Regions from separate parts of the Mus musculus genome. Here region 1 is linked to region 2. Evidence: chromatin loops called from intact Hi-C (ENCODE). Cell type or tissue: gastrocnemius. All regions are shown on one strand. Links, peaks and the distances in the headings refer to the core of each region. The heading gives the core; the rest is flanking DNA. Region 1 overlaps Nipa1 (non imprinted in Prader-Willi/Angelman syndrome 1 homolog (human)). Region 2 overlaps Gm34121 (predicted gene, 34121).

Evidence for each region. Peaks named below come from ENCODE experiments on the same cell type or tissue, not always from the same donor. Only the 100,000 strongest peaks of a DNase experiment are listed, where the experiment ranks them.
Region 1: it touches region 2 in a loop (19-fold over the local background); 27 of 42 quality-filtered maps call a loop at or near these places.

What each region holds. Positions count from the first base shown.
Region 1 is chr7:55,984,173-55,989,172 of GRCm38, reverse strand. Nipa1 (non imprinted in Prader-Willi/Angelman syndrome 1 homolog (human)) reads left to right here. Exons shown (of 5, transcript NM_153578.3): 4 at 3,609-3,769. Among named protein-coding and RNA genes, the nearest start is that of A230056P14Rik, 24 kb to the right of the region's middle. In gastrocnemius, for the core only: a CTCF peak has its summit at 2,343 (motif pointing left); a DNase peak (open chromatin) is centred at 2,342; H3K4me3 peaks cover 387 bases; H3K27ac peaks cover 390 bases.
Region 2 is chr7:56,032,906-56,049,484 of GRCm38, reverse strand. It overlaps Gm34121 (predicted gene, 34121), which reads left to right. Exons shown (of 3, transcript NR_166588.1): 2 at 6,845-6,971; 3 at 9,536-10,647. Among named protein-coding and RNA genes, the nearest start is that of Gm34121, 8.9 kb to the left of the region's middle. In gastrocnemius, for the core only: a CTCF peak has its summit at 6,926 (motif pointing right); a DNase peak (open chromatin) is centred at 6,927.

The DNA of each region.
Region 1 (5,000 bases), core at 1-5,000, 56 kb after region 2:
AAACACTACAGAAATCAAAACCTGGATTATGGCCAGGTATACAAATTGATAAAAATAGGATTGGGATTTCAGAGATACACTGATAGTCTTACAATTATTTCTTACCAGAAATACTGAACTAACTCTATAAGAAAGACTAGGCTTTCTAAAAACTGTGCTGAAGGGCTGGGGCGGTAGCTCATGTGTGTCCACTTTTGCCACGTCGACTCAGCATTGTTCTGAGCACATGCAAGCTCCTAAGCTTGACCCCAGCACTGCCAGAATGGAGAAAGAAACCAAATGGGGCCAACAAACAGGCTGACATTGGCATGCAAATATTCAAAGTTGTTGCTTTTATCTCACCACACAAAAAGGAACTCAAAATCTGTCCAAGAGCTAAAACTGGCAGACTCCTAGAAAAAAAAAACAACAACAGTTTAAGTCACTATAATTTTTAATCAGGGAATGGGCTATTTAAGTATGATACCAGAATCACATGAAGAAAAAATAAACTATATACCAAACTTAAAATGTCTATTCTGCAGAGAAATGAAGGTTGGAGGGAGACTTGATTGGGATGTCCAGGGTGAGTGGCAGGAAGGAGTTGGGGTAGACCTAATCAAGGTGCATTGTATCTTGTATGAAACTGATAAAAAGAATAAATTTAAAATAACCAGTGGTCTAGTGCGAAGACTCGGCAGGTAGAGATATCTTTACTGCCATCAGGTTTGCTGCCAGACCTGGTGGATGACCTCCGTTCACTCCTAGAGTCCACATTAAGTAAACAAACTTCCCTAAGTTGTCCTCTGACCTCTAACATAATGCGGACTATAGAATTTTCGCGTACACACACATACACAACACATGAATAAACATTTTAAACACTATGTTCCAGAAACTGCCATCAAGAAAAGAACATTCAGAATAGGGAAAAAAAAAGTCTCAAATTATGTGTACGATAAGGAACTTGTACTTCCGTATATAAGACTTATAAGTCATCAATAACCAACTCTTTTTTTAATAACCAACTTTTACGTGTGGCTATTGCATTCTGGTCTTTTGCAGTGGGGTGGGAGGTGATCTGGCCTTGTGACCCAGGCTCATTATCTTTCCGCTTTTGTTTATGGCAGGCCCTTTCAACCATGGCACAGTCTGATGGCTGTCCCAGGTGAACCTAGCTCTGGTTTTTGTTCTGTGACCCTCCCCCTTGTGTTCATGATTCTTTGGGCAGCAACATAGACCCCTACCTTTATTACTTTTCTATTGCTGTGGCAAAGCACCTTGATCAAGGCAACTTATAAAGCAAAAAGTGTTCACTTTGGCTTACAGTTTCAGAGGGTGAGAGTCCACAATGGCAGAGCAAAGGGACAGCTGCAGAGTTTGTTGGTTGATCCATAAGCAGGGGGCAGAGACAGCACTGGAAATGGTTCCAGCCTTTTGAAACCTCAAAGCCCTCCACCAGTCTCACACTTCCTCCAGCAAGGTCACACCCCTAATCCCTTTCCAAACAGTTCCACCAACTAGGGATCAAGTAGTCAAAAATATGAGCCCTGATTTAAGATATAGGCATGTTTTTGCCATGGTTTTCTCATTATATTATCTCAGCAATGCAGTTTACTTTCCAAACTGGATGACTAGGCCTCCTTTAGGGCGAAACTGTAGGTACAGTATAGTATAGTATACTGTGTTGACTTCACACAAAGTAGTATAAGACAGGAGGTGGGAACTATGTGCAGGTATTCAGAAAATGATAGCCCCAGGTGTGGTGTGTTGACAGGGTGAGCCTTCCAACTCTGGTCGCTAACCTGTGCCTTCTTACCCCTGGTCTGTCTAGTCATCTTCCATTCTCTTTGTTTAACAAAGTACAAGTTAAGGATTTCTCAGTTCACTTAGTATATTTCTTCCAAAGTAGATGTAATCTTAATTTACACTTACTAATAACCCCCTCCCAGTATTGAATAACTAGGAAAGGCGAGCCACTGACCGAGAGAGAGTCTAGAGTCGAGCATCATCACCTTACTCAGGCACCTGTTAAGGGCATCTGAAAAAATCAACTGATTCTCTGCAAAAGACAAGTTTTTTTTGTTCCTCAGTTACTGTGGCTCAAGGCTACCTCCTCCCAGGGCTGAGAGGAGCCCTGCTCATCCACTTCTTCAGTCTTGCCCTGCAGCCACATACCTCTCTCTCATCCCCTGGGAAGGCAACGTTTAAGTTCTAACCATATAGCCTTAATTTTATTTATTTATTTTTCTGGTTTTGTTTGTAAGTATTTTTAATTAATTTTTTTAGTTGGGACCCAGAGTGATGGGTTTCATTATGACCTTTCATGCACTTGGTTCTTTCTCTACCCACTGCTGCCCTCTCCTGGCCGCTTTCTGCTTGCTGTTTGCTTGGATTCCCCAAGGCAGCCCCCTCCCTTCTGCCCGTATGGAACCGTATTTTATTACGGTTCCAGTTCCCTCTTCGAAGCCTCGCTTTAGACCTCTGCCTTCCTTTTCTGATGACTCACTTTCCCAGTAACATCGCAGGCTGGAAACTATGTTAATGCCCAGCCATTGACAAGACATTTATGATGTGAACTGCCTGAGTGTAGTGGCTCATGGGAGACTAAAGCAGAGGCCAGCCGGGACTACACAGTGACGTTCTGTCTCGTTTAACTTTGTTTCCCTAAAAAATACAAATGATAATACACACTAGATGATTTTGGGTACTTTTTTCCCCTGTCAACTGTCTATTATCAGTTCATTTCAGCAAGAATAAGGGACATTTCTCCTGCTTCTTCATTAGCTTGTAGCCTTAGTTTCTATGTGGATCCTGTCTGGGGACTATTGGTCAAAGTAAATAATCCAGTATAACCATGAACCATTGCATCCTGTTCTTGGATGGTCATGTCCTCTGAATATCTTCGGTATTAATAACAGCACAATAGGAATGACCTAGTGGAAGCCCATTTTTCCCCATTCAGGTTGGATGCTGATGTTGTAAAGGGAAAAGAGATGAACACACTGATACCTACACATTTCCTGTATTTGAAGAAATAGTGCCAGATCTTTTAAGTTTTGAATGTTAGTGAGAAGTAACCATTCTGTATTCCTTCTTCCATACTTCAGTTGCTGTTAGCATTTCTGAATTTATTTATTTGTTTATTTATTTATTTATTTATTTTGTGTCTATGTGTGTTATTTGTTTTTTTTTTTTAAGTAAAGAAGAAATTTTTTGGTCAATAATAAAATTTCCTCTTCTCATATATTTTATATCTATATGATAATTAAAACTATTCCATGATATGAGTTACGATGTTACAATCTACATATTGGTTATACATGAAAATGTATAAAAACCCAATTGTGCTGAAAAAAAAAACTTCAATAAATATCTAATGGGAAAGTTCGTTTTTCTCTTTGTAAAAAGTGAATGCTGGGCAGGATGTACATGGTGCTCAGTGTTAAAGCATACACAGGGCCCTGGATTTGATTCCCAGTGCTAAAATACAAATAAAAACATTAAAAAAAAAACAATGAAAATAAAATACACCTATTAAAAAAGTATGAATCTTCTAGATAAAGTATCTTCAACTAGTAAAAACAAGTTTGACTTAAACTATAATGATTTCTTTTCCTTAATTGAAGGTCCATTTTAGCTTCTTACCTTCTGAAGGAAAAGCTCAACATCTTGGGCAAGTTGGGCTGTCTGCTAAGCTGCGCAGGTTCTGTCGTGCTGATCATCCATTCCCCGAAGTCTGAGAGTGTGACCACGCAGGCCGAGTTGGAGGAGAAGCTGACCAATCCAGGTAACTCGTTCTTAGCAGAGCGGGTGGCTCGGTGTGTTTCCTGGGGAAGCCAGACAGCTCATACTACCACTCTGTCGTGATGATTTCCGGCAGGGCAGGGGTACAATGTCTACTCCGATTTAGACCATGATTGGCTGTCCATTTTATGTGTGTACATCAGCTGGCTGTGAGGACATGCCAAACCCAATTTTCAGAGGTACTCTTAAGTTTGGTTTGATTACGTGGAGACCTCATATTTCATGAAGCTAGTTAAGACCTTTTTTCCCTTTGGTATTTTATGTCTGTTGTCTTAGTTACTTTTCTGTTGCTGCAACAAAACACCATGGACATGATAGCTTATGAAACAAAACATTTACTTGGCCTCATGGTTTCAGAGCTTGTGGTTAAGAGTCTGTGATGATGGAGCAAAGGAATGTTGACCAGAACGGCTGAGAGCTCACGGGCTTGATCCTCCACAGGCAGGAGGCTCAGAGACAGCAATGGGGCTCGCATAACTTATTTGAAACCTCAAAGCGTGCCAGCAAGTGACACAGCTCCTCCAATGAGGCCACTCTTTTCTTTTAACCCTTCTCAGATAATTCTACCAACTGGTGATCAAGTATTAAAATATACAAACCTGTGGGGGGAGGTCATTTTCATTCAAACCATCATCTCTGCGAACATTTCACATTTTAATATTTCCTTATTCTCATAAAGTTTGTATTTTCTGAGTATGAGAATAAAGACAAAGGCGTTAAAAAGTTGACAACTCTGCTGTGAACTAGGCAAGGGTGCCCCGAAAGGTTCATGCGATTTCCAGAGGAGCAGATCTATAAGTTATCTTTCCCCAAGCCAGGAATGGAACTTCGGCCTATGCAGGCTAAGTAAGCCTTGCCCCTCTGAGCCCTATTCCCAGCCCCCTTACTTGTGATGGGTGTGAATGTTCCCACTTATTTATCCATTTGTAACTTATATATGTATAACTATGCTATATTATTTTTATCTTTGATATGCCTCTGTACACATGAGTACAGGTGCCCTTGGAGGTGAGAGGTGTCACACTGTCCTTGAACTGCAGCTTCACGCAGTTGTGAGCTGCTCCATTTGGGTACTGGGACAAACTTGGGTCCTCTGCAAAGGCAGTATGAGCTTTGAACTGCTGGTCTCTCTCTCTCCAGCCTTATGTATAATTAACTTGAAAGTATTAAGAACATGTAAAATATAAAATCACATGATTCTGACTTTTTTATTA
Region 2 (16,579 bases), core at 3,966-8,965:
GAAGGCAGCAATGAGGGATATGCCACAGTGGTATGGTGGCCCAGTTGCAACGTTAAAATACCTGTCTTTTGTCATCCTTGGTATGTATCTTCAAACTCACTCCCAAGGGTCAAGGGATTTGCCATAGCTCAGACATCACATCTCTGTTTCAAGCAGCAGGAAGCAGTATAAAAGATCCACAGTCTATCACACCTCCCAAAGACTGTGTGACTCTAATTTACTTCTGCTTCAACTCAAAAGTATCTGAACAAGGTTTCAAATTCAACCACATCCAAAATACAGTTAGGGTGGACAGGGCTTTGAACCTGAGGCATGACAGCATAATTACCAGTAGAAGGTAACACCCGAGGAGGCATCTCTGGCCCTTAGGCTCCCTTCTCATGCAAGACACCCTTCGTCCCTCCACATACTGAAGCATGTTTACCTACGTACATTTTTAGAACTGTGTCTGCTAGCTCTAAAAAAACGATGTTTGTAGTCCATTTTGTGTTGCTGTAACAACATGACTGAATAATAAATACAGGCATTTGTACCTCACACTTCTGGAGGCTAAGTCTAAGAGCATAGCACTGGTATCTGGTGACGGCATTTCTGATGTTGCATAGCATGGTATAGAGGCAAGAGAACCCATGTGTGGCAAGAATACACCAAGCAAACACATCATTTTGATCCATGAGGCATAGTCTACTTGACTTGATCACATCTTAAAGGGTCCACCTCCTAATACTGCGACAAAAACTGTAATATTTCAACAGGAGATCTGAAGGGACATTCAAACCATAGTGAGGCAATGTGGTGAAGTGTCTAGGATGGCAGAGGTTTTGTGTGTGTGTGTGTGTGTGTGTGTGTGTGTGTGTGTCTGTGTGTGTTTATTTGTCAATTTGAAGATTGAGGCAGCAGGAAAAGCAAGGTCTCAAAACTCAGCCAAGATTTCTTGAAACCAGAAACACAGAGAGGGAGATAAGAAAGTACAAAATACACAGAGACAGAGTGAGCTACTAGAGAAGGGACCCAAAGATAGTCTCTGTCAGAGGCAAAATCTTCATATGTTTTGCCAATAAGTAGTTCTATCTCTCTAAACTCGCTGGTTTGGGCTATTGCAGGGAAATGTATAATCTAGACAAAGAAAGGGAGGCTGGCTGTTTCTCCATACTGGACACCCTGTTAGTGGGAGATTTGAAATTCTCACTGAACAGTCTCTCTGATAGGAAAAACCCACTAAGTCTTTATCTTGGAGAGGAGAAAGAAAGCAGGCAGTCAGCTATCTTAAATGTTTCAATAGAAAAAATACATTAATATTCCAAGGTCCCCTTTCTCTTGTGCATGTCTACCAGGGAGCTGTCTATCTTCCAGTCCCTCGGGAAGACTGTCCTTGTCAAATTCTTCATAACTTGGCTCCTATCATCTTTAGGATATTTGTGTTTAAGAACATGATAAGGTGAAACTATTCTTTAGTAATTTAATATACATGGCTGAAGAGATAGCTTGGACATTAAGAATATTGGCTACTTTTACAGAGGACCTGGTTTTAGTTTGTAGTAAAATAATCTTGTGTCACACAAAAGAACACATGAATAAAACAAGAGTAGCTCAGCAAGGTGACTTTTTTTTTTTTTCAAAAAAAAAAAGGGTTCTTGAAATCCCAAGCCAGGCATGCCCAAGGTGCTCCCTGTTATGTATCCCTAAATGCAGGTGATGACTGTATCTCATCCCATTATCCCATTGGAAGGAGCCTGACTTCACAACCACATGATTGGTTAATCAGTGCAAAGAGGGAGATTCAGAGAGTATGAGTTCTTGTCACATTAACTACCTTTGAGGTTAGCAAGCATATGCTGACTTTGTGATGTGTTGATTAACGGTAAATTACTGTTAAGTGATGGCTCAAGCATGACTTAAGGTGAGCCCACCTTACTAGGGTTCCAAGACTCATAGACTTGTCTCAACTGGAATGTAAGGCCTTCACCCTGGCAGTGATTCTATTCTCCTGACAAGCAGTCTTCTCTTAATAGAGCTTTACTGCTCTTTTACTGTTCTCCCTCTGAGGAGATAGAATTATTTAAGCGGCAGATTAGAGGTCACACACATGCACACACTTTCTAGACATCTCTGGTTTCTGGCCAAGGTCAAAGTGCCAAGAGAACCAAGGACTGTTTGTGCTTTTTGGCAAGAGAGAAATGTGGGTGTGTGTTTTGTTTTTATATTATTTTTACCCTGGACTGCCCTAGCTAATTTTTTTTTTACCTTTTTAAATTACACACCCTTCCTCTGAAGAAGTGGCACTCACATGAAGAAATTGGGATAATTACCAGTCTGACTATTTTAAGTAGAACGGGCCCATCAGACATGGCAGTCAGGGTATACCTCCAGTGGATCTATCTAAAAGATCCCAAAAGTGTGTTGTGGTAGTTTCATTTGTATAACTATATCTGACTTTTGCTATTTTGCTGCTGCTTTCTTCCACCCTTTCACCCCCTAACTCTACATGAGAGAGAAAAGAGGACCCCTGAATAAAGTCAGGAGTTGGAAAGTCTATTATCAATAGACTATGTTCTCCTGATTATGTGCTTCAAGTTCCTTGGGGTAAGTTTGATCTTCTCCATGGAGATATCGAATTTTTTTCTTGTTGCTGTTTCATCTTTGCATATAACTTCTTAACAAACCGCAACCAACAACAGCCAACAACCACCCACCCTGCCTTTCTGAGTCCTAGCATTATATACCCTCTGGAAAGTCCCCAGAATTCCAAACGTTATACAATCTCAGAAAATATCTGCAGCTGTAAAGTCATGCCTCTGCTACAGCATGAGGCAAATTATAGTCATCTATTATGGACAGTCTGAAGCAGCCCCATACTCCACACCTGGGCTTAAAACAAAAGCACATTCTTATAATATTTCTGTGTTTCTTAAAGAAACCAAAATTCGGGCTGGTGATATGGCTCAGCGGTTAAGAGCACTGACTGCTCTTCCAGAGGTCCTGAGTTCAATTCCCAGCAACCACATGGTGGCTCACAACCATCTGCAATGGGATCTGATGCCCTATTCTGGTGTGTCTGACAACAGCGACAGTGTACTCACATACATGAAAGAAATGAATAAATCCTTTAAAAAAAAAAAAAGAAACCAAAATTCCAGAATTGTCACTGCATATAGGAGACAGGTATAGAGAGGAACTGGAGTTCTTCTCTGGTCCCTGGAAATTGATGTGAGGGAGAACTAAATGCAAAAGTTATTACCCTTATAAGTCCTTGGCAAGGGTCCAGGAGAAGCAAGAAGAGAGGATATGAGCTTTCTTAATCTTTATTTATTTTATGTATATAATACACAATTGCTCTCTTCAGACACACCAGAAATAGGGCATCAGATCTCATTACAGATGTCTGTGAGCCACCATGCGGCTGCTGGGAATTGAACTCAGGACCTCTGAAAGAGCAGTCAGTGCTTTTAACCGCTGAGCCATCTCTCCAGCCCCAGAGTGAATATGTTTTAAATGTCCAAGTCAAAATCCATTAGAATCTTTTGGGGGGGGGGAGTTGAGACAGGGTTTCTCTGTGTAGCCCTAGTTGTCCTGGAACTCACTCTGTAGACCAGGCTGGCTTTGAACTAAGAAACCCGCCTGCCTCTGCCTCCCAAGTGCTGGGATTAAAGGCGTGCACCACCACTGCCAGGCTCCATTAGAATCTCTTGATGGGATATCAAGAGCTCCCAATGTATTGGTTCTTCCTCGTGGACCCAGGATCAGCATTCAGGTCATTTGGAGTAGCTAGAATCAGCATATAAATAGAGGGAAGAAAGAATCTTAGCCATGTTTTAATTTTTATGTTAAAACAATAGTGGGCTGTAGATAAGCGCAGCAATATTCAATATTAAAATATTGAAAGTATTATACCTGAGCAGCATTTTTCTTATCAAGAAGAAATCATTAGCGAGAAATAGCAGTATAAAAAAAATCTCACAAATTAAAGACTGTCTGTGGAGTATAATCCTGGGCAAGCTAGTTCATTTGTGCATTTCTTGTTTCATGATTGACATGGGACCACTCAGCCCACTGGGGCTGGTACCATACTTGGGGATATATAAGAGAAAGGCTGAGTAAGCCATAGGGAGCAAACCAGTAAGCCGCATGCCTCTGTCTTCTCTGCCTCAGTTCCTGCCTGCCTCCAGGTTCCGGCCGTGAGTTTCTACCCTGACTTCTCTACATGATGGACTGTAAGCTGTAAAGCTTTTGATCGTAGAGCTTATCACAACAATAAAAGTGAACTAAGACCGGTCCCTTGAACTGTTGAGGAAACATATCAATCATCATAGCCTTTGGTTACACTTTCCTGAATAAAGCTATTCCTGTTTTAAACCATTCAAATTGGCAAAATACATCTCGTCGTGTCGTCGTCGTCGTCGTCGTCGTCGTCGTCGTCGTCGTCGTCGTCTCGTCGTCGTCGTTGTTGTTACTGTTAAGTCCAGTTGAGAGTTTGGTACTCAGGAATCACTTGGGCTTGAAGTAACTCTCTGCCTCCTCTAGCCTTTCTTGTACCAGTTGTCCTGTCTATGTGAGGATAAGTCAAAGGCCTTGTTTGACCTGGCTGTGGCTTCACTGGGAAGCATCCAGCAATATTTTGCTCTGTGTTATCCTTTGTTGTAGACTGGACACTAGTTAGAGTTCACTGGTGGGCCCTCATGGCGTCCTTAAACAAAAGAACAGGTGATTCCCCCACAGTTACAGGTCATTTTGAGAAATGCCCCATAGTTCCCTGGGACCTAGTTGACTTTGGGGGGGGGGGGCAAGGAAAAATATTCAACCTTATTAATCCTTCTGATGACATTAGTATTGGTCTCTAAATAGAGTAATTGAATGCGCAGAAGATCAGTTCTTATACCAGTCTGGTACTTTTTTAAGATTTATTTTTATTTTAATTATGTGTATGTCAGTGTGTCTGTGTATGCGTATGTGCTTGTCAATACGAGTGCATGAAGCAGCCAGAGGCATTAGATCTCCCCAGAGTTGGAGCCACAAGCAGTGAATTGCCTGGGATGGGAGTTGGGCACTGAACCATGGTGCATGCTCATGACTGCTGTGACATCTCTCCAGCCACCAGTCTAGGACTTTTCACTATGTGTAATATTAGATTAAGCGAGGGTAAAAACAAAAAGGAAAGCTTTTAGATAAACTTTGATTAGATCTATATTTAAACAGAGATCTCAAATGAATATTTTTGAACTTAGAAATTTTAGCATGACACACGAATTCTCAGTTTTTACATATCTTTGTGTGACTTGCTATTTTCAGTTCTGGGAGAAAATAATTATTCAGCCATCCTAATCTTTATCAATAGTCAGTGAGCCCAGCTGTGACAATCTTTTGTGAGCAGACACAGATGTTCTTATTGATGTACCAATCTTTTATAAGCAGATATAGAGGTTCCTAGGTACCTGGTAGTTATTTGGCCCACATGCTATTGTTGTACAATACTGCCTTAAGAAAAGAGGGCTGAATCCAAACTCCACAGTAGGGCAATGCAATAAGTACCTGTGTGCATACTGTTCAACTGTGGAGCTTTGTAAGGTCCCAAGCAAACCTTCCAGAAAACAGAAGGCAGGAACAAAATAACTCTCTTTGTTCCTTGTACAGTCCAGAGAATTATCTCCTGTAACCATTCGTTTGGTTCTGAATGAGCACAAGTAGCCAATAGAGAACTGGATCACACAGTACACCACCATCCAGTTGATGTGTACAGCAGCCAGCAGAACTCAGCTAAGAACGCCCTGGAAAGCCTATGATGCTCAAGTCAAAGAACTTGGAGGAGATGGCATCAACTGCTTCTTTCTCCCTAGTGTGCCCACATCACTGTAACTGGAAAATAAACGCAGAATTAGCAGGCCCTGTGGGACAGAAACAGATATAGAACAAAGGAGTCACAGGGAGGAAAAGAAAATTCTGTCCCGATTAGAGAAAAACAGGCTTGGAGACATTGGGAGAAAGTTTGGGTGTTAAGACCCAGCATAGCCTTCATTCCCAGCATCCCAATCAAGAAGACTGATTTTTCTTTGCTTCCTACTCTAACTCCTGGCTGTCTCAGGTGGGATGTATACTCTTCCAAGTTTTCCCCTGGGCTGCCGAAAAGTCATACCAGCCTTCCAAGTCAGCCATTTCTGTCAGCTCTCTTTGGTAACTGGATACTGTTAGGGGCACAGGGCTCAGAAAACTCTCAAGTTTCTCCTCTAGAAACCAGTAGATAAATAAACTATATAGTTTTTTATTTAAAATGAATATATATTCATATATATACATATATGTGTATATATATATATATATATATATATATATATATATATATATATATATACATACATACATATATCCCTGCCTCCTTAGTCTGATATAAAAATATTTTGGCTTTATTACTTGGCAATAGAGGTCACTTTGGAGTCTCAGCTTGGGCTTTGAATTTCCATGATCTCATTAGGCATCCAGGAAAGTAAAACCCACGAGGCAGAGGGGGGTGTGAAAATGGAATTGGGATATGTGACTGAATGCCTGAGGTGCATGACATTCTAGGGGTGTAGTTATACCCTGAAGGCTCAGTGGTACTAGGAAATTATATAGACGCCACCATTTTGGTCCAAGGTATGCAGCTTCATTAACCAAGGTAGCAGTGAAGTAACACAGCTGCCAACACCTTAATGATCTCACTCTCCAAAACAGAAGTCAAACCACATGGCTGTTGCCACCATAATGGCATCACTAACCAAACATTTGTTTTAGATTGGCACAGATATAGGAGGAAAAATTGTAATGGTGAGTATCAAGCAACTTCTGTTTGGATCACCTTTTTACCTCTCTTCAGCTCCTAGACACAAGCTGCTGCTAGGAAAGGAATCCATCCATTAAGAGCAAAAGTAACGAAAGGTGAGCACTGGGCCTATAGGTGGCGCTGTTGCTCCGGAGCACATGAAGAAACTGAGTAGGAGAAGGTGAGTTTACTAAATGCCATCTTGTCACATCTGAGAACCTAGTAGGCTAAAACTAGACAGATCTATGACCCTGCGTTTTGACTGGAATTTAAAGCTAAAATTGACTTACGGAAAATAGTTAATCCTGATTTAAAACCTTAGCAGTCTTGTGTGGTGGTTTTACTCAGTTAGAAAAGGAACTGCGCCGGGCAGTGGTGGCGCATGCCTTTAATCCCAGCACTCAGGAGGAAGAGGCAGGTGGATTTCTGAGTTTGAGGCCAGCCTGGTCTATAGCGTGAGTTCCAGGACAGCCAGGGCTACACAGAGAAACCCTGCCCTCCCCCTCCAGAAAGAAAGAAAGAAAGGAAGGAAGGAAGGAAGGAAGGAAGGAAAAAAGGAAGAAAGAAAGACAAAGAAAAAGAAAGAAAGACAGACAGAAAAAGAAAGGAAGGAAGGAAGGAAGAAGAGGAACCATAAGTGGTGTTCCCCTAAGTCTTATCAAGTCTCCCAAACTCTCTGGGAACATGATAGAGAGGGAAAGAAAGGAGAATCCTGTGTGTAGAGAGAGAAGATAGGCACTTGGGTTGTAGAAGTCTCTTCCCAGTGTTCAATCTCTCCTTATTTGAGGCACGAGGGGTATATTGAATGAGGTGGAGAAGCCTCTGGACCCCCCTATCTGGAAGTTTCTGTTTCCCCAAAGATCTTTTTATCTAAATTATTTCTCTTCCTGGCTTCACAAGAGTTAGCCTATCAGTGGTTTCCTTTTCCCTTAACAGAGGTCTCTTCCAGGCTGATGGCCGATCTCAGTCCCTCTAATGGAGGTGTCTTGCATTCTAAATCTGAATGTTTCATCTGTCTCCAACTAATTCACATGTAGGGTGTTGTCCTGTCTTGCCTGCTTTTAGCCATTGCCTTTTCAGAAGTCCCCAGTGGCCCAGGAGCTATGAACAGGACTCCACATTTTCTTTATGGCAGTGGTACCTCTCATTTCCTCTCTTACCCAACTTCCACCACCAAGCAGTGCTCTGCCATTCTAGGTGATTCTTATCTTGTTATTCTGCCCAAGTGACCTGGCCATTGAGGTATTCTCTGGGGCGCTCCCCACATTGCTGAGAATCATTCTAACTTGGGATTACTACTTACTAAGAGAGTATAGTTCGCTCATGACCTTGGGAGCTACAGCAATGAGGTATGGAGCATGACTTCTTCAAGGTTAGGAATATGAACACATTCATAAATGAATTAAAAATATAGGAAAAGCTCCCAAATTGTGGGAAAGAAAAAAATCTTGGTGTTGCACAAAGAAACACATGAACAAAGCAAAAAGGCCCTTTCCCCCCAACCCCCAAAATTGGTTCTCTGGAACCCTAAAGAAGCTAGTAAGCAGACATAACTAAGATGACCTCTGGTGTTCATTCCTAGTGCAGGTGATGACACTAACTTAGCCAATTGATGGGTGCCAGGCTTCACGGTCTAAAGTGATTGGCTAATTGGTGCAAAGAGAAAGGGTTGTTCAGGTGATATAATCCTTTGTCATACTAACTTTTATAGAAAATAAAAATTCTCAGACATTTCCAGCATCCACTGTCAGCTCCCAAGTGTAACTCAACTTACGAGGGATGCAGCACCCTAAGATGACTAAAAGACTAATGATTCAAGATTGAGACCCCCACGTAGTCCCTTCATTCAGCTCTCTCTCTCTTAGTCAAATATAGTTCCCATTATTTAATACCCTGAATTTAGCAGATCCACTATCGTGATCTGTTCTTTTCACCCCCAATCCTTTCTCTCTTCTCTCTCTTTCACTTTTCTTATTAAAACTTTCCAAAGACCACATGTTGACCTTATTTGCAGGGTCTTTTTGTCTCAGCCTTCTAAGAGTGAAGACTATGCTAGACTATCTGATTATATTTTTTTAATCTCTTCCCATTCTTGCTCTTCTTAGCCAAAATTTTGTCAACACTCCACCCATATAATACATTTTTCTAGTTTGATTTTCTGTTGCTATGATAAAATAATCCAGCTATCAGGGTTGTCCAAGAGACTCCCAAAACATTGCAGGCTATGACTATTGCTCTTAGCTGCCAACCACACCTAGAGATGAAAGGTAAGTCCCTATTGCTGAAGACACCATGCACTTCAGATGCAGAGCTCTGAGGACCCTGAGCTAGAACTGACATGAATGCCTTCTTCCTGAAGACTAGCTGACTAGCTTTCATAGTAGCAGAAGGCACCATGTAAACTTCCAAAGGAGGGAAGCAACCAAGAGTCCTACCCATCAGTGACACCTGTGAACCATAACAATGATCAGCGTGGTTCAACAATAGGAGAAGCCTAAGGGTGTAATAGTGGCGTGGTATGCATGTCTTGGCAGTGACCAACAACTCTCAAATTGTTCTTAGGACCCATTCCATGAGAAAGGAATGATAATTAGCCAAGGCTAGTGAAGTTATGTTTTAGAGAAGAACCTACAACTAGTACTTTACTAAAACAACATAACTACTAACTACATTCTAAATATTTGTCCCTATACCCACAGGTAAATGTCATCCTCATCCCTCATCAAAGAAAACTTCTCTTTGCAGCAGATGGAGACCATTGCAGAAAACCACAGCCTATCAAAGTGCAGAGTTGTGCAACACAGTCCCAATGGATACATCTACAAAACAACTCCTGCATCCAGTGCTCAGAGAACATTGTGGAGGAAGCGGGAGAAAGACTGTAAGAATCAGAGGATCACGGAGTTTGCTTTGAGATGCTGTTCAGTAGGAATGATAGAAGCGACACCTGTAACTTCTCACCAACGTGGCTGCCTAAACATAAGCTGAACCAGAGCAATAGCAACAGACATGCCAACGTGGGTGAGGGAAAACCCATGAAGCCTCAACTATACATAAAGAACTACAGGCAACTCAGGATCCTGACAGTCTTCCCTAGGGGAAAACACACCAATTAGTTATCCAGTACCAAATGATCAACCCTGAATATATGCATATGAGTGACATGATATAGATTGATCAGATTATATTTAGGAGTATATATGTATATACATATATGAATGGAATAACAATTAATTAAAAAGCCATAAATTTGAAAGAGAGCAAAGACAGGGTATCTGGGAGGGTTTGGAAAAAGGAAAGAAAAGAGGGAAATGATGTAATTATAATCTAAAAAACCAAAGTAATTTTAAAGGCATGCATCTGTATTCAGCCCCTTTGAATGATTATGACTGTCCTATGAGCCTAGAACTCACATGCATTTTCCTGACTTCTATCATTAGAATAAGTTCATCAAGATCATGAAAAAACACCGGGTGTAGTGGTGCACGCCTTTAATCCCAGCACTCGGGAGGAAGAGGCAGGCAGATTTCGGAGTTTGAGGCCAATCTGGTCTACAAAGTGAGTTCCAGGACAGCCAGGGCTACACAGAGAAACACTGTCTCGAAAAAAAACAAAACAAAAACAAACAAACAAATAAAAAAGATCATGAAAAAGTATGCTTTTTAAAAAGATTGTATTAAATATATAAGTTGACTTTTAGAAGAATCAACATGTTAACTTGTCATTTTTTTTTAATCATAATGAAAAGAAATAGCTTCTTGTCAGTCTATTTAAAGCCTGCTTTGGAACTGTTGGTAATTTTCATTAAATGTACTTTACATAATAAAAATTTCATTTTCTTGATTTAAAACTAAAAACAACCACTCTGGCCATAAGCAACATAAGAAGGTTTGTCTTACACTTCCAGGTCGCCATCTGTCATTGAGGAAAGTCATGGCAGGAACTGAGATAGAAATGGTGGGGAAATGCAGCTGACTGCCTCACTTTCGGCTAGCTTTCTTCTTCTTTTTTTTTTTTTTTTTCTTTCAGAAATCCGCCTGCCTCTGCCTCCCAAGTGCTGAGATTAAAGGCACCACCACACCCGGCCCTGCAGCTAGCTTTCTTATCCAACTGTCAGGGCTAGTTTTATGTCAAAAAAAAAAAAAGTGGTCAAGCAAGCAATGATAAGCAAGTAACATTCTTCCATGGCAGAGAGGCAGAGACTCATGACTTGTCAATGTGCTGGGGACAAGTGGATGCTGAGTGTTAGGCCTTAAAGAAGATGTTTATACCACACACACACACACACACACACACACACACACAAACATACACGCAAACACACAAAGACATATGCATACACACATGCACACACACACATTCATACACACACACAAACACACAAAGACATATGCATACACACATGCACACACACACATACATACACACACACAAACACACAAAGACATACACATGCATATACACATGCACGCACACATACATACATACACACACACAAACATACAAAGACATACACGTGCATACACACATGCACACACACATGCACACATACATACACACACACACACACACATACATACACACACACACACACACACACACACCAGGCTTGGGAAGCATTGTGGCAGGGAGGACAGCTAAGGAAGGCTATGTTAAATGCGTGACATGGCTCTGGCACTCAAGAACTCACTACAGATCTTCAGCTCCAGACAGCCGGCCACCTTCCTGGTGAGAGCACGGGGGTCTGCCCGGCCTGAGAGGTTTGTGGCACAGGCGCCGGCGGGAGCCTTCTTGGCTCCGGGACTCCGTGGAGGGCAGGCTGCACGGGTGACCGTGTGGAATACAGAGTGCCAGCCGTTTCTAGGACGGGCGAGAGTCGCAGAGCTTCTGGGCGGCGCCATCTTCAGCTCCAGACAGCCGGCCACCTTCCTGGTGAGAGCACGGGGGTCTGCCTGGCCTGAGAGGTTTGTGGCACAGGCGCCGGCGGGAGCCTTCTTGGCTCCGGGACTCCGCGGAGGGCAGGCTGCACGGGTGACCGTGTGGAATACAGAGTGCCAGCCGTTTCTGGGACGGGCGAGAGTCGCAGAGCTTCTGGGCGGCGCCATCTTCAGCTCCAGACAACCAGCCACCTTCTCGGCAAGAGCCACAGAGCTTCTGAAGCAGTGCCATCCTCAGCTCCAGACGGCCGGCCTCCTTCCGGACAAGAGCCACAGAGCTTCTCAGGCGGCGACATCTTCGACTCCAGACAACTGGCCACCTTCCTGGCCAAAGCAACACAGCTTCTGGGAAAGATCCTGTTTTGGGCCTTCACCTTCAGCCAGGAGGAGGTCCAAACACCAGATAACTGTACACCTTCCCTGAAAGAGGAGAGCTTGCCTACAGAGACTGCTCTGACCACTGAAACTCAGAGAAGAGAGCTTGTCTCCCACGCCTGCTGATAGAGGGTAACAAAATCAACAGAGGAACAATCTCTTAACAAAGACAACTATAACAACTAACTCCAGAGATTGCCAGATGGCGAAAGGTAAACGTAAGAATCCTACTAACAGAAGCCAGGACCACTCACCAATATCAGAACCCAGAACGCCCACTTCGCCCAATCCAGGACACCCTAACACACCTGAAAAGGTAGACCTGGATTTAAAAGCATATCTCATGATGATGGTAGAGGACATAAAGAAGGAATTCAATAACTCACTTAAAGAAATACAGGAGAACACTGCTAAAGAGTTACAAGTCCTTAAAGAAAAACAGGAAAACACTGCTAAAGAGTTACAAGTCCTTAAAGAAAAACAGGAAAACACAACCAAACAGGTAGAAGTCCTTATAGAAAAACAGGAAAACACATCCAAACAGGTGATGGAAATGAACAAAACCATACTAGACCTAAAAAGGGAAGTAGACACAATAAAGAAAACCCAAAATGAGGCAACGCTGGAGATAGAAAACCTAGGAAAGAAATCTGGAACCATAGATGCCAGCATCAGCAACAGAATACAAGAGATGGAAGAGAGAATCTCAGGTGCAGAAGACTCCATAGAGAACATCGGCACAACAATCAAAGAAAATGGAAAATGCAAAAAGATCCTAACTCAAAACATCCAGGAAATCCAGGACACAATGAGAAGACCAAACCTACGGATAATAGGAGTGGATGAGAATGAAGATTTTCAACTCAAAGGACCAGCAAACATCTTCAACAAAATTATTGAAGAAAACTTCCCAAATCTAAAGAAAGAGATGCCCATGAACATACAAGAAGCCTACAGAACTCCAAATAGACTGGACCAGAAAAGAAATTCCTCCCGACACATAATAATCAGAACACCAAATGCACTAAATAAAGATAGAATACTAAAAGCAGTAAGGGAAAAAGGTCAAGTAACATATAAAGGCAAGCCTATCAGAATTACACCAGATTTTTCACCAGAGACTATGAAAGCCAGAAGAGCCTGGACAGATGTTATACAGACACTAAGAGAACACAAATGCCAGCCCAGGCTACTATACCCAGCCAAACTCTCAATTACCATAGATGGAGAAACCAAAGTATTCCACGACAAAACTAAATTCACCCATTATCTCTCCACGAATCCAGCCCTTCAAAGGATAATAACAGAAAAAAACCAATACAAGGACGGGAACCACGCCCTAGAAAAAACAAGAAGATAATCCCTCAACAAACCTAAAAGAAGACAGCCACAAGAACAGAATGCCAACTTTAACAACAAAAATAACAGGAAGCAACAATTACCTTTCCTTAATATCTCTTAATATCAATGGACTCAATTCCCCAATAAAAAGACATAGACTAACAGACTGGCTACACAAACAGGACCCAACATTCTGCTGCTTACAGGAAACCCATCTCAGGGAAAAAGACAGACACTACCTCAGAGTGAAAGGCTGGAAAACAATTTTCCAAGCAAATGGTCTGAAGAAACAGGCTGGAGTAGCCATTCTAATATCGGATAAAATCGACTTCCAACCCAAAGTTATCAAAAAAGACAAGGAGGGACACTTCATACTCATCAAAGGTAAAATCCTCCAAGAGGAAATCTCAATTCTGAATATCTACGCTCCAAATGCAAGGGCAGCCACATTCATTAAAGACACTTTAGTAAAGCTCAAAGCACACATTGCACCTCACACAATAATAGTGGGAGACCTCAACACACCACTTTCATCAATGGACAGATCGTGGAAACAGAAACTAAACAGGGACACAGTGAAACTAACAGAAGTTATGAAACAAATGGACCTGACAGATATCTACAGAATATTTAATCCTAAAACAAAGGGATATACCTTCTTCTCAGCACCTCACGGGACCTTCTCCAAAATTGACCATATAATTGGTCACAAAATAGGACTCAACAGATACAAAAATATTGAAATTGTCCCATGTATCCTATCAGACCACCATGGCCTAAGACTGATCTTCAATAACAACATTAAGAATGGAAAGCCAACATTCACGTGGAAACTGAACAACACTCTTCTCAATGATACCTTGGTCAAGGAAGGAATAAAGAAAGAAATTAAAGACTTTTTAGAGTTTAATGAAAATGAAGCCACAACGTACCCAAACCTTTGGGACACAATGAAAGCATTTCTAAGAGGGAAACTCATAGCTCTGAGTACCTCCAAGAAGAAACGGGAGAGAGCACATACTAGCAGCTTGACAACACATCTAAAAGCTCTAGAAAAAAAGGAAGCAAATTCACCCAAGAGGAGTAGACGGCAGGAAATAATCAAACTCAGGGGTGAAATTAACCAAGTGGAAACAAGAAGAACTATTCAAAGAATTAACCAAACGAGGAGTTGGTTCTTTGAGAAAATCAACAAGATAGATAAGCCCTTAGCTAGACTCACTAGAGGGCAAAGGGACAAAATCCTAATCAACAAAATCAGAAATGAAAAGGGAGACATAACAACAGATCCTGAAGAAATCCAAAACACCATCAGATCTTTCTACAAAAGCTTATACTCAACAAAACTGGAAAACCTGGACGAAATGGACAAATTTCTGGACAGATAGCAGGTACCAAAGTTGAATCAGGATCAAGTTGACCTTCTAAACAGTCCCATATCCCCTAAAGAAATAGAAGCAGTTATTAATAGTCTCCCAGCCAAAAAAAGCCCAGGACCAGATGGGTTTAGTGCAGAGTTCTATCAGACCTTCAAAGAAGATCTAATTCCAGTTCTGCACAAACTATTTCACAAGATAGAAGTAGAAGGTACTCTACCCAACTCATTTTATGAAGCCACTATTACTCTGATACCTAAACCACAGAAAGATCCAACAAAGATAGAGAACTTCAGACCAATTTCTCTTATGAATATCGATGCAAAAGTCCTTAATAAAATTCTCGCTAACCGAATCCAAGAACACATTAAAGAAATCATCCATCCTGACCAAGTAGGTTTTATTCCAGGGATGCAGGGATGGTTTAATATACGAAAATCCATCAATGTAATCCATTATATAAACAAACTCAAAGACAAAAACCACATGATCATCTCGTTAGATGCAGAAAAAGCATTTGACAAGATCCAACACCCATTCATGATAAAAGTTTTGGAAAGATCAGGAATTCAAGGCCCATACCTAAACATAATAAAAGCAATCTACAGCAAACCAGTAGCCAACATCAAATGGAGAGAAGCTGGAAGCAATCCCACTAAAATCAGGGACTAGACAAGGTTGCCCACTTTCTCCCTACCTTTTCAACATAGTACTTGAAGTATTAGCCAGAGCAATTCGACAACAAAAGGAGATCAAGGGGATACAAATTGGAAAAGAGGAAGTCAAAATATCACTTTTTGCAGATGATATGATAGTATATATAAGTGACCCTAAAAATTCCACCAGAGAACTCCTAAACCTGATAAACAGCTTTGGTGAAGTAGCTGGATATAAAATTAACTCAAACAAGGCAATGGCCTTTCTCTACACAAAGAATAAACAGGCTGAGAAAGAAATTAGGGAAACAACACCCTTCTCAATAGTCACAAATAATATAAAATATCTCGGCGTGACTCTAACTAAGGAAGTAAAAGATCTGTATGATAAAAACTTCAAGTCTCTGAAGAAAGAAATTAAAGAAGATCTCAGAAGATGGAAAGATCTCCCATGCTCATGGATTGGCAGGATCAACATTGTAAAAATGGCTATCTTGCCAAAAGCAATCTACAGATTCAATGCAATCCCCATCAAAATTCCAACTCAATTCTTCAACGAATTAGAAGGAGCAATTTGCAAATTCATCTGGAATAACAAAAAACCTAGGATAGCAAAAACTCTTCTCAAGGATAAAAGAACCTCTGGTGGAATCACCATGCCTGACCTAAAGCTTTACTACAGGGCAATTGTGATAAAAACTGCATGGTACTGGTATAGAGACAGACAAGTAGACCAATGGAATAGAATTGAAGACCCAGAAATGAACCCACACACCTATGGTCACTTGATCTTCGACAAGGGAGCTAAAACCATCCAGTGGAAGAAAGACAGCATTTTCAACAATTGGTGCTGGCACAACTGGTTGTTATCATGTAGAAGAATGCGAATCGATCCATACTTATCTCCTTGTACTAAGGTCAAATCTAAGTGGATCAAGGAACTTCACATAAAACCAGAGACACTGAAACTTATAGAGGAGAAAGTGGGGAAAAGCCTTGAAGATATGGGTACAGGGGAAAAATTCCTGAACAGAACAGCAATGGCTTGCTCTGTAAGATCGAGAATTGACAAATGGGACCTAATGAAACTCCAAAGTTTCTGCA